Linked DNA regions of Homo sapiens: region 2 is linked to region 1. A link is an interaction called in ENCODE POLR2A ChIA-PET data of the cell type or tissue named here. Cell type or tissue: B cell. All regions are shown on one strand.

What was found. ChIA-PET counts read pairs that join two places held together with the same protein. Peaks named below come from ENCODE experiments on the same cell type or tissue, not always from the same donor. Only the 100,000 strongest peaks of a DNase experiment are listed, where the experiment ranks them.
Region 2: POLR2A ChIA-PET joins it to region 1 with 7 read pairs; 3 of 35 experiments call an interaction of 5 or more read pairs at or near these places.

What each region holds. Positions count from the first base shown.
Region 1 is chr1:86,971,068-86,976,067 of GRCh38, reverse strand. The region is part of intron 1 of HS2ST1 (heparan sulfate 2-O-sulfotransferase 1); the gene reads right to left. It overlaps LOC124904211 (a long non-coding RNA gene), which reads right to left. Exons shown (of 2, transcript XR_007066207.1): 1 at 1,025-5,000. Among named protein-coding and RNA genes, the nearest start is that of HS2ST1, 59 kb to the right of the region's middle. In B cell, no CTCF peak of the experiment used is centred here; no DNase peak of the experiment used is centred here.
Region 2 is chr1:86,854,225-86,859,224 of GRCh38, reverse strand. No RefSeq gene overlaps it. Among named protein-coding and RNA genes, the nearest start is that of SELENOF, 57 kb to the left of the region's middle. In B cell, no CTCF peak of the experiment used is centred here; no DNase peak of the experiment used is centred here; H3K27ac peaks cover 816 bases.

The DNA.
Region 1 (5,000 bases):
TAATCATAATGCATTTAATAAATGTACACTTTGGTTTTATGCTAGATAATTAGGACAAAAAATACCAAAGATACATTTGCCATGGCACTTTAAATTTGGATTTGTAAAGCTGAATCTCATGAGAACTATTTAAATCCTCCAAAGTATTTGGCCAAAATTTACAGCCTGTAGAAATAGCCAGTAGAAAGGTCGTGATTTTTAGTTACTAGCCCCTGTACTTCACCCTTAAAATAGGCTCTCACAGTTGTATAACCAGAGAACAAAATTTATAAACTTTTCCATTGATAATGCTTTTAAATACATATAAAGATTTACTAAATGCCATCAGTTACATTTAAAAGCATATCATAGCATTTGGTAAAAGGTATAAAATAAACAATGCCTTAAACTGTAAAAATTACCTCAGATTTAAATTGAACACATATTTAGAATTTATCCAACAGTTTAATGCCATCTTGATATCAACAAAATTTTATTAACTACACTAACTACATGTGAGTCAAAAGCTCTGCCATTCCCTTTAAGCAGTCTCATTTAGATTATCTACAGATTCAGAATTTCTATTTACATATATTAGTAGCTACATAGCTATATGTCATCATTTCAGCTTCCTCCCCTCAGCCTTTGGTCTTTCTAAGAGCTACCAAATAATTTTATCTCAATCAGAGAAAAGAAAAATTAAGGTGCCTTTTTTTATGCAGCCAATTAGCATTTTGAGCACTATAAATTACAACAGTACTTCTTCCTTTGCCTACCACCAAAATAGGAAAAGCTTAAAAAAAAAAAAAGAAAAAGCTATAATTTTAAAACACTGATCTCTTTTCCACAGAAAATGACTTTTAGATCACATGGAAAGTAACATGATTTTAAAATATGCGTATAAAACTTTTTTCTCTACCAAAGTCTTTGAGTACTTTGGAAGAGAATAAATTAAATTTAAGGTTCATGTAGATACATAAGGGTATGCCAACCGAACAAATCTTAAAAACTACAGATTACCAAATAATAACTTTCAGGAGCTCACCAGAATCCAGCCAGTTCTGTGGTTGCAAAGGGAAGAATAAAATTCTGTACTCAAAGGAGTCCCAAGAAGTTGACTTCAGTCAATTTGAACCTCTAGGTAATCAAACTCCATAGATAATCAATTTAAAAGATTCTAAAGAGACCAAAAGAGATCAGAAAGATCCTGAGTTTGGAATCTACTTAAGAAAAAGAATAACTTGAGAGTCTCAGACCTAAAGACATGCCAAAATGCGATGACTACTAAATGAAAACATTGTTTTTCTCCTATACTCACACAGAAACACCAGTGGGTCTTAATGTGTGGGTTTTCCATACCAAGCAATGCTCCAATTCTCTGCAGTCACCAACTGACTGTCCTACAATTTAACCCAATTCTGCTCAGAGTTAGTGCAGAACCCACAGCTTAAAGGTTCAGTCCCACAAGACTGTTCCCACTTCAGATGCCAGTTCCAAGTAAGGGTCCTCAGGTTATTCACAAACTTCTGTTTGGATTGGTTATAAATCAGAGGTTTCCATGACATCCTCCATTTGGTTTGATAATTTACTATGACAATTCACAAAACTCAGGAAAGCACTTTAGTTACATTTACCAGTTTATTATAATGAATGCAACTCAGAAACAGCCAAATGGAAGAGATGTGTAAGGCAAGGTAGAGGAGGTGCACAGAACTCCCATGGCCTCTCTGGACTCATTTCAATGCAACCTAGAAGCTCTCCAAATCCCACAGTTTAATAATTTTTAGCATTCATCATGTAGGTATAATCGATTATTAATTCAATCTCCAGTCCCTCTCCCCTTTCCAGAAGATGGGAGTGGGGCTGAAATTTCCAAGGTTCTAATTATGGTGTGGACTTTCTGGTGACCAGCCCCCATTCTGAAGCTATGCAGGAGCCCAAGTGTCACCCCATTAGAACAAAAGACTCTACTATCACCCCAAAAATTTAAAGGGATTTAGGAGTTCTGAGACAGGAACCAGGGTCAATGACCAAATATTAAAACAGAATATAGGACAGTACTCCTACAACTCAGGAAATTATAAGGGCTTTCATGTTCTCTGTGTCAGGAACTGGGGGTAGGACCAAAAATATATTTCTTACTCTGTCACAACTATAGACTTAAACTCTTAAATTGCTCTGCAAATGCTAAATTGTCACAAGACTCCTCTGGATAAGGGAGAGCTAGACGACTGATTTCTAAAACCTTAAGACTTATGAATTCTACATATCATATTTTATCCCATTAAATGGAAAACTGGGTTCAAGGAGAACCACCTTGGTTTTCAAATCAATTTCATTAAAATATAATTTGCCTACAATAAAATATACTCACTTCAAATGTACACTATAAGGTTTTGGGAAAAAAATTAAGATAGAAGATATTTCCTTCATCCCAAAAGGTTCCTCAGCTCCCTTTGGGTCAACTTCCCACTCTTAGCCCAAGGCAATCAACAATGTACTGGCATTGTAGACTAGTTTTGCCTTTCTAGAATTTCATATTTATCCCTTACTAATAATTCTGTGAGGTAATTTGAGGCCCAACAAAGGTAAGCAACTTGCACAACTTCACAGGACTCCAAGATTAGAATTTAGGGTTTGAAATCAGATCTGTCTAATGCCAAGGCCTACTATTAGGTGATACTACAAGATTTACATCTTGTTCATTTTCGCATCCCTAGCGTTTTTCATTTTAGCATACTTGATCATTGAATGATAAAATGAATTTAAGGAAACTGATCTAAACTTGATCCAAAAAAAAGGAAAGATTGATTTTGAATGATAAATCCATAGATCTTGGTAATTAGTTAGATTTAAAAAAAAAAAAGACCATAAATTTACACAAATTAAAAAAAAAATTTAAGAACAAAGAAAGATCCTTAGATTTTATCTGCATAGTCTCAAAGTGTCTCCCAAGAAATGTATTAACTGCAAATGGAAAGATAGCTTTACAGTGGAGAAACCCAGCAGAAACCACCTTAACAAGTGATCAAGGTTGCTATCACCAGTAAAGAAGACATACATCGTGAACCCCATGACAAAAGACATATTGTTTCTGTGATATTGTTGTCAAATATGCATAACTCTGGCCCAATCATGAGAGCACATTGTACAAACTCAAAGTGTAGCCATAGAAGACAAAAAGTCTGCAGAACTATTATAGACTGCAGAATAAAGACAACTAAATCTAATGTGCAATCCTGGATTATATCCTGATCAGAAGAAAGGCATTAGAAGAAAAACACGTGGAATTCAAATAAGGCCTGCAGTTAATAACATATATGTCAACCTCCTAGTTTGAATAACTGTCCCATGGTTATGCAAAATGTTAACATTAGATGAAACTGTGTAAGGAACACAGTAGTCCCAGCACCCTATCCCCAGGGGATGCGCCCCAAGACCCCCAGTGGATGCTTGAAACTGCAAACAATATTGAACACTACATATGTACTAAGTTTTATCCTATACATACCTATGATTAAGTTTAATTTACAAATTAGGCACAATAAGAGATTAACAGCAACAATAATAAAATAGCCAGGTGTGGTGGTTCTTGGCTGTAATCCCAGCTACTTGGGGCTGAGCCAGGAGGATGGCTTGAGCCCTAGAGTTCAAGGCTACAGTGAGCTATGATTACACCACTGCACTCCAGCCTGGGCGATAGAATGAGACCTCCATCTCTTAAAAAAAAATAATTATTAAATAGATTATAATAACATTGTAATACAAGCCATGTGAATGTTCTCTCTCTCCCTCTCAAAATATTTTATTATACTGTACTCATCAATTTTCAGACCAAGGTTGACCTTGGCTAACTGAAACTAGAGAAAGTGAAACCTAGGATGAAGGAGGTATGTATATATGTAAACACAAAACGTTTTTTAAAAGGGGTCCTTAAAAATTTTTCTGAAACATTAACAACTCATAACCTTGCAACTGCAATAATGAATGCACTTAAACCAATCTTATGATGAAACTCTATGGTTAATTGTTGTAAAATTTAAATCATGCCAACTTTTACTGAACATCTTCTCTATGTAAATCAGTATAGAATGTGGTGACATAGTGATTCATTTAATAAACAAGTTATGACAAGTATAAAAAGTTGAAGGTTAAACTATTGAAAGAGCTAGTTCAAAACACAAAGCCAGTAATTCTGAAGAGTGATAGTTTTCATATCTTCTGAGATCAGAATACTTTTGCATTTTTTTTTTCTTTCAAGAATGAAGACTTCAACCTCGGTCAGAATATTAATACGTATTAACATTATAACCTCTTGTTGCACAAAATTCCTACAAATTCTTGATCAAAAACATGATGCAATGAAATAAAATTTTCAAGTCCTAACCAAACATAATGCAGTATATATGATAGATATACACTACAAGGGACTCTGTTTTGTTCAGAACAAAACTTTCTGCTGTGAAATGCTCATTTCCCTACTCTAAGATTGGACGTGTAAAGAAGCTATCACTTTTATTCAAATTCCACATCTTCATAGCCAATCTGTTAGATATAAGACTAGACATCTAACCATCTGACCTAAGCTGAGTACATAATAAAACCCCACCCTAGGTCCAATTTATATATTGGTTAGGGTTTTTTGGCTTAAAACAAATTTAAGAAATTAAAAATAAGAGTAAGAAGGAGGTGGTCCGTTTTATTGGAAAGACTGGAAGGATGCTTGGGTAGCTCACAGAACTGAAGAAATAACTAAACCGCCAAGGTTTTTTTTTGTTTTGTTTTGTTTTGTTTTGTTTTTTAAATAATGACAGGAATCAGAGGAGTTCTATAGGCCTTAACAGCACTAATGTATAGACCTTCCCTCTTGGATGCCACTATTTCCATGTCTAGCCAATTTAATTTCTTTGTTTGAGCAGAAACTTTATCTGAATTTTCCATCATTGTATCTCTAGCAACCAAACATGTAACAGGCCTTCAATAAATACTTGCTGACTGAATGAACTAATAAAATTAGTCAA
Region 2 (5,000 bases), 120 kb after region 1:
GATTAGGAATGCTCAACCTGATATTCAGAATTGTGGAACTATCACCACAATTTAAATTTAGAACATTTTATCACCCCCAAAAAACCCTATATCTATTAATGGTCACCCTCACACCTACTTCCCCAGCACTGGGCAACCACTAATCTACTTTCTGTCTCTAGATGTCCCTATTATGCACAGTTTGTATAAATGAATTATCACTTAGGCCTTTTGTCTGGCATCTTTCACTTAGCATGTCTTCACAGCTTATCCTTAGTATAGCGTATACTTCATTCCTTTTTATAGTTGAACAACATTCCCTTGTATGGATATACCACATTTTATTTATTATTTGGTAGACATTTGGGGATTTTTTTGTTTTTGTTTTTGCTATTATGAATGCAGCTGTACTCTTTCATGTACAACTTTTGTGTGCAAATGTTTTCATTTCTGTTAGATACCTAGGAGTGGAATTATTGAGTCATGCTGGTTAGCTTTTTGAGGAACTACCAAACTTGCAAAGCGGCTACACCATTTTGCATTCCCACCAGCAAGGTATGAGGGCTCCAACTTCTGCACATCCTAGAGCTTCTTGATCGCTCATGAAGAGAAGACTCAATCTGGGACCATTTAGATGTAATAAAGCACTTTGCCCTCCCCCAAAAAGTTGTGAGACTGCAATTCTTTGAAAGGTGTTTTTAATTCTCTCAATTTGCCTCTTCTGCCTTCTCTCACTTTATTGGATTTTAACTCATTTTCCTGTGCCCGAGCTTCAGTCATGAAAAAATCCATAATGTCCTCCCATCTGGTAGAGGTCACATTGTAATGGGAGTGGCCACCACTGAACACCTAAAGTGCAAATACACAATTACAGTTACATGAAAAGCAATGAAGAAAAGTTACTAGGAGAGAATTACAAAGGGGGCATAAATGCGTTTAGGGATGTCTAAGGGTGTAACATTTAAACAGGCCTAAAAGATGAACAGAAGCCATCCAGGGAAAGAGTAAACTGAAATGCCTTCCATTCAGGGAAAAGCCTGTGCAATGACCTGACTTAGGAGAAAGTCTAGCAGTTCCACATACCTGAAAGAAGGGCAACATGTCTGGAACCTAGTGAGCCAGGGGCAAGAGTGGTAGGGAAATGAGATTGAAAAGGTAAGCAAAGAGGATACAGTTCAACCCATCTTGAGAATTTAGCTGTATTCTAAGTTACTTTTAGAATAAAACCAGAATGGAAAAAACCTTAAACAATGGAATGACAGAATCTAATAAGATCAACTCTAAAGGTTTTGAACAATCAGCAGATATTCAGTTATGCCTATGTAAACACAAAGTGCTTTATCTAGTGCTTTCATTAATGACCACTAACCTCTTTAGGAGCTTCTAGTATACAATTTGCTTTTCATTTTTGTAGGTACACAGTAGGTGTATATATTTATGGATTACATGAGCTATTTTGATACAGGCATGCAATTACATCAGGGTAAATAGGGTATCCATCACCTTAAGCATTTATCCTTTGTGATGCAAACAACCCAATTATGCTCTTAGTTATTTCTAAATGTACAATAATTATTTTTGGCTAGGTGCAGTGGCTCCCGCCTGTAATCCCAGCACTTTGGGAGGCCGAGGCAGGCGGATCACGAGGTCAGGAGATCGAGATCACCCTGGCTAACACGGTGAAACCCCGTCTCTACTAAAATACAAAAAATTAGCCAGGCGTGGTGGGGGGTGCCTGTAGTCCCAGCTACTCGGGAGGCTGAGGCAGGAAAATGGTGTGAACCTGGGAGGTGGAGATTGCAGTGAGCCGAGACTGGCCACTGCACTCCAGCCTGGGCGACAGAGCGAGACTGTCTCAAAAAAAAAAATTATTTTTTACTATAGTCACCCTGCTGCGCTAGCAAATACTAGGTCTTATTCTATTTTTTTCATACCCGTTAACTCTCCCCAATTCCCCAACGACCACTTCCCCGCTACCCTTTCCAGCTATGACTTGCCTTTTTATTTTATTTTTTTATTTTTTTTGAGATGGAGTCTTGCTCTGTCGCCCATGCTGGAGTGCAATGGCGTATCTCGGCTCACTGCAACCTCCACCTCCCGGGTTCAAGCAATTCTCCTGCCTCAGCCGCTTGAGTAGCTGGGACTACAGGGGCGTGCCACCATGCCTGGCTAGTTTTTGTATTTTTAGTAGAGACGGGGTTTCACCATGTTGGTCAGGCTGGTCTCGAACTCAGCATCTTGTGCCTCGGCCTCCCAAAGTGCTGGGATTACAGGCATGAGCCACCGTGCCCGGCCTACAATTTTCTTTTTAAAACTACACATCAGTTTACTTTGAGAACAAAAAAAGACAAACCTAAGTATAAATGTTAAATTTTTTGAGATCCCAATGTTCATTTTAATATTCTCAAATATGCTTAAAGGATCTTTATTCCCTAGTTATGTTAACTAATGGTAAGTGCCTATTAGTTCACACCATACTTGGTCATTGATTCTACCACTATCCCCCACCCCCATCTTTGAGCTAAATACTAATCTCAATTCTAGGCCCAATGAAAGACCATGGAGCTCCATTCTTGGAATAATTTGATCCTTATCTAAGATCTTCACTTTATGTCCCCATCCCCACTGTAACTAATACAAAGGGTTCTTGGGGCTGGTTTTACCTCCTCCTGCATTCAGACTTTCCACCTAAGTCCCTGATTCCTGTTGCCTGATCTCCCAGATCATGAATCCTCATGTGCCCATGTAGACTACCCTATTTGCCATAACAGATTTTTAAAATCTATTCTCCTGGCCTGAATTGTGTTTCTACTTTTAACATGAACATCTGGATACTGACCTATAGCTCAAACTGATGTGATTTCTACATTTTCCTGCCTAACCTTCTCCTATGAACAATGAGTAACTCGTCTTTTTTTTTTTTTTTTTAAGACAGAGTCTTGCTCTGTCGTTGCCAGGCTGGAGTGCAACGACGCGATCTCGGCTTACTGCAATCTCCACCTCCTGGGTTCAAGCAATTCTTCTGCCTCAGCCTCCCAAGTAGCTGGAATTACAGGCGCCTGCCACCATGCCTGGCTAATTTTTTGTATTTTTAGTAGAAACGGGGTTTTGCCATGCTGGCCAAGCCGGTCTCAAACTCCCGACCTCAGGTGATCCACCCACCTCAGCAAACCAAAGTGTTGGGATTGTTACAGGCGTGAGCCACCACACCCATCCTAACTTGTCTTCTTTAAGTCCATATCTCTTCATTTCAGCCCAACAATATAGGATTCAGTTCTTCTCCATGTGGAATGAAATCTTGTCCAGCTCTATCCCTTGCCTATCCACTCTATCAACCTTTTACCCTGCACAGGCACAGCCCAGAGCCCAGTTAAGCCTCTTCTGGTCTAGTTTCTATTGCTGCATTAAAAAACACCCTTAAACCTAATGGTTTAAAACAAGCTTGTGGCCGGGCACAGTGGCTCATACCTATAATCCTAGCACTTTGGGAGGCTGAGGTGGGCGGATCACCTGAGGTCGGGAGTTCGAGACCAGCCTGGCCAACATGGTGAAACCCCGTCTCAACTAAAAATACAAAAATTAGCCAGGCATGGTGGTGCCTGCCTGTAATCCCAGCTACTTGGGAGGCTGAGGCAGGAGAATCACTGGAACCCGGGAGGTGGAGGTTGCAGTGAGCCAAGATCATGCCATTGCACTTCAGCCTTGGTGACAAGAGTGAAACTCCATCTCAAATAAATAAATAAACAAATAAATAAAACAAGTTTGTCCAAACTGTGGCCCAAGATGACTTTGAATGCAACCTAACATAAATTCATAGTTTCTTAAAACATTATGAGTTTTTTTGCAATTTTTTTTTTTAAAGAATTTTTTTTTTTTTTGAGAGTCTTGCTCTGTCACCCAGACTGGAGTGCAGTGGCGTGATCTTGGCTCACTGCAAGCTCCATCTCCTGGGTTCACACCATTCTCCTGCCTCAGCCTCCCAAGTAGCCGGGACTACAGGTGCCCGCCACCACACCCAGCTAGTTTTTTGTATTTTTTAGTAGAGATGGGGTTTCACCGTGTTAGCCAGGATGGTCTCGATCTCCTGACCTCGTGATCCACCCACCTTGGCCTCCCAAAGTGCTGGGATTACAGGCGTGAGTCACCACGCCCAGCCTTTGCAATTTTTTTTTTTAGCTCATTAACTATTTTTAGACTATTTTATGTATTAGACATATTTTATGTGTGGTCCGAGACAGTTCTTCAAATGTGGCCCAGAGAAGCCGAAAGGTTGGACATCCCTGGTTTAAAACATCAGGTGGGCATTGGCTCATACCTGTAATCCCAGCACTTTGGGAGAGGCCAAGGTGAGAGGATTGCTTGAGCCCAGGAATTCAAGACTAGCCTGGGCAACATAGTGAGACCCCCTCCTCTACAAAAAATAAAAAATTAGCTGGTTGTGTTGTTGCATGCCTGTAGTCCCAGCTACTCAGGAGGCTCAGGTGGGAGGATCACTTGAACCCAGAAGGTTGAGGCTGCAGTGAGCCATGAGCACACAACTGCACTCCAGACTGTGCGACACAACGAGACTCTGTCTCAAAAATTTAAAAAGCAATTATCTATTTGCGTTACAAATCTAATTTGGGCAGGGCTCAGTGAGGAGCCCTTATCTGTGATCTACAAGGTATTGGCTGGAGTAGCTCAGCTGGGGCTAGCATATGCCTGTCCAAGATGGATTACTCACACAGCTGACACTGACACTGACACTGGCAGTCAGTTCCTTTTCATTAAGCAGCTTGGGCTTCCTCACAGCATGGTGATTGGGTTCCAAAAGTAAGAAAGTAAGCATCCTAAGAGGCAGAAAGTGAAAACTGCCAATTTCTTGAGGCCTAGGCCCAGAAATGGCACAGTGTCATTTCTACCATCTTCTATGGGTCAAGCAGTCCCAAAGGCCAGATTCAGGAGAAGGGGACATAGACCGAATGTAGGGATGTCAAAAAAATCTTAGAGCCGTGTTTGAAAACTTCAACACCTACTCACCT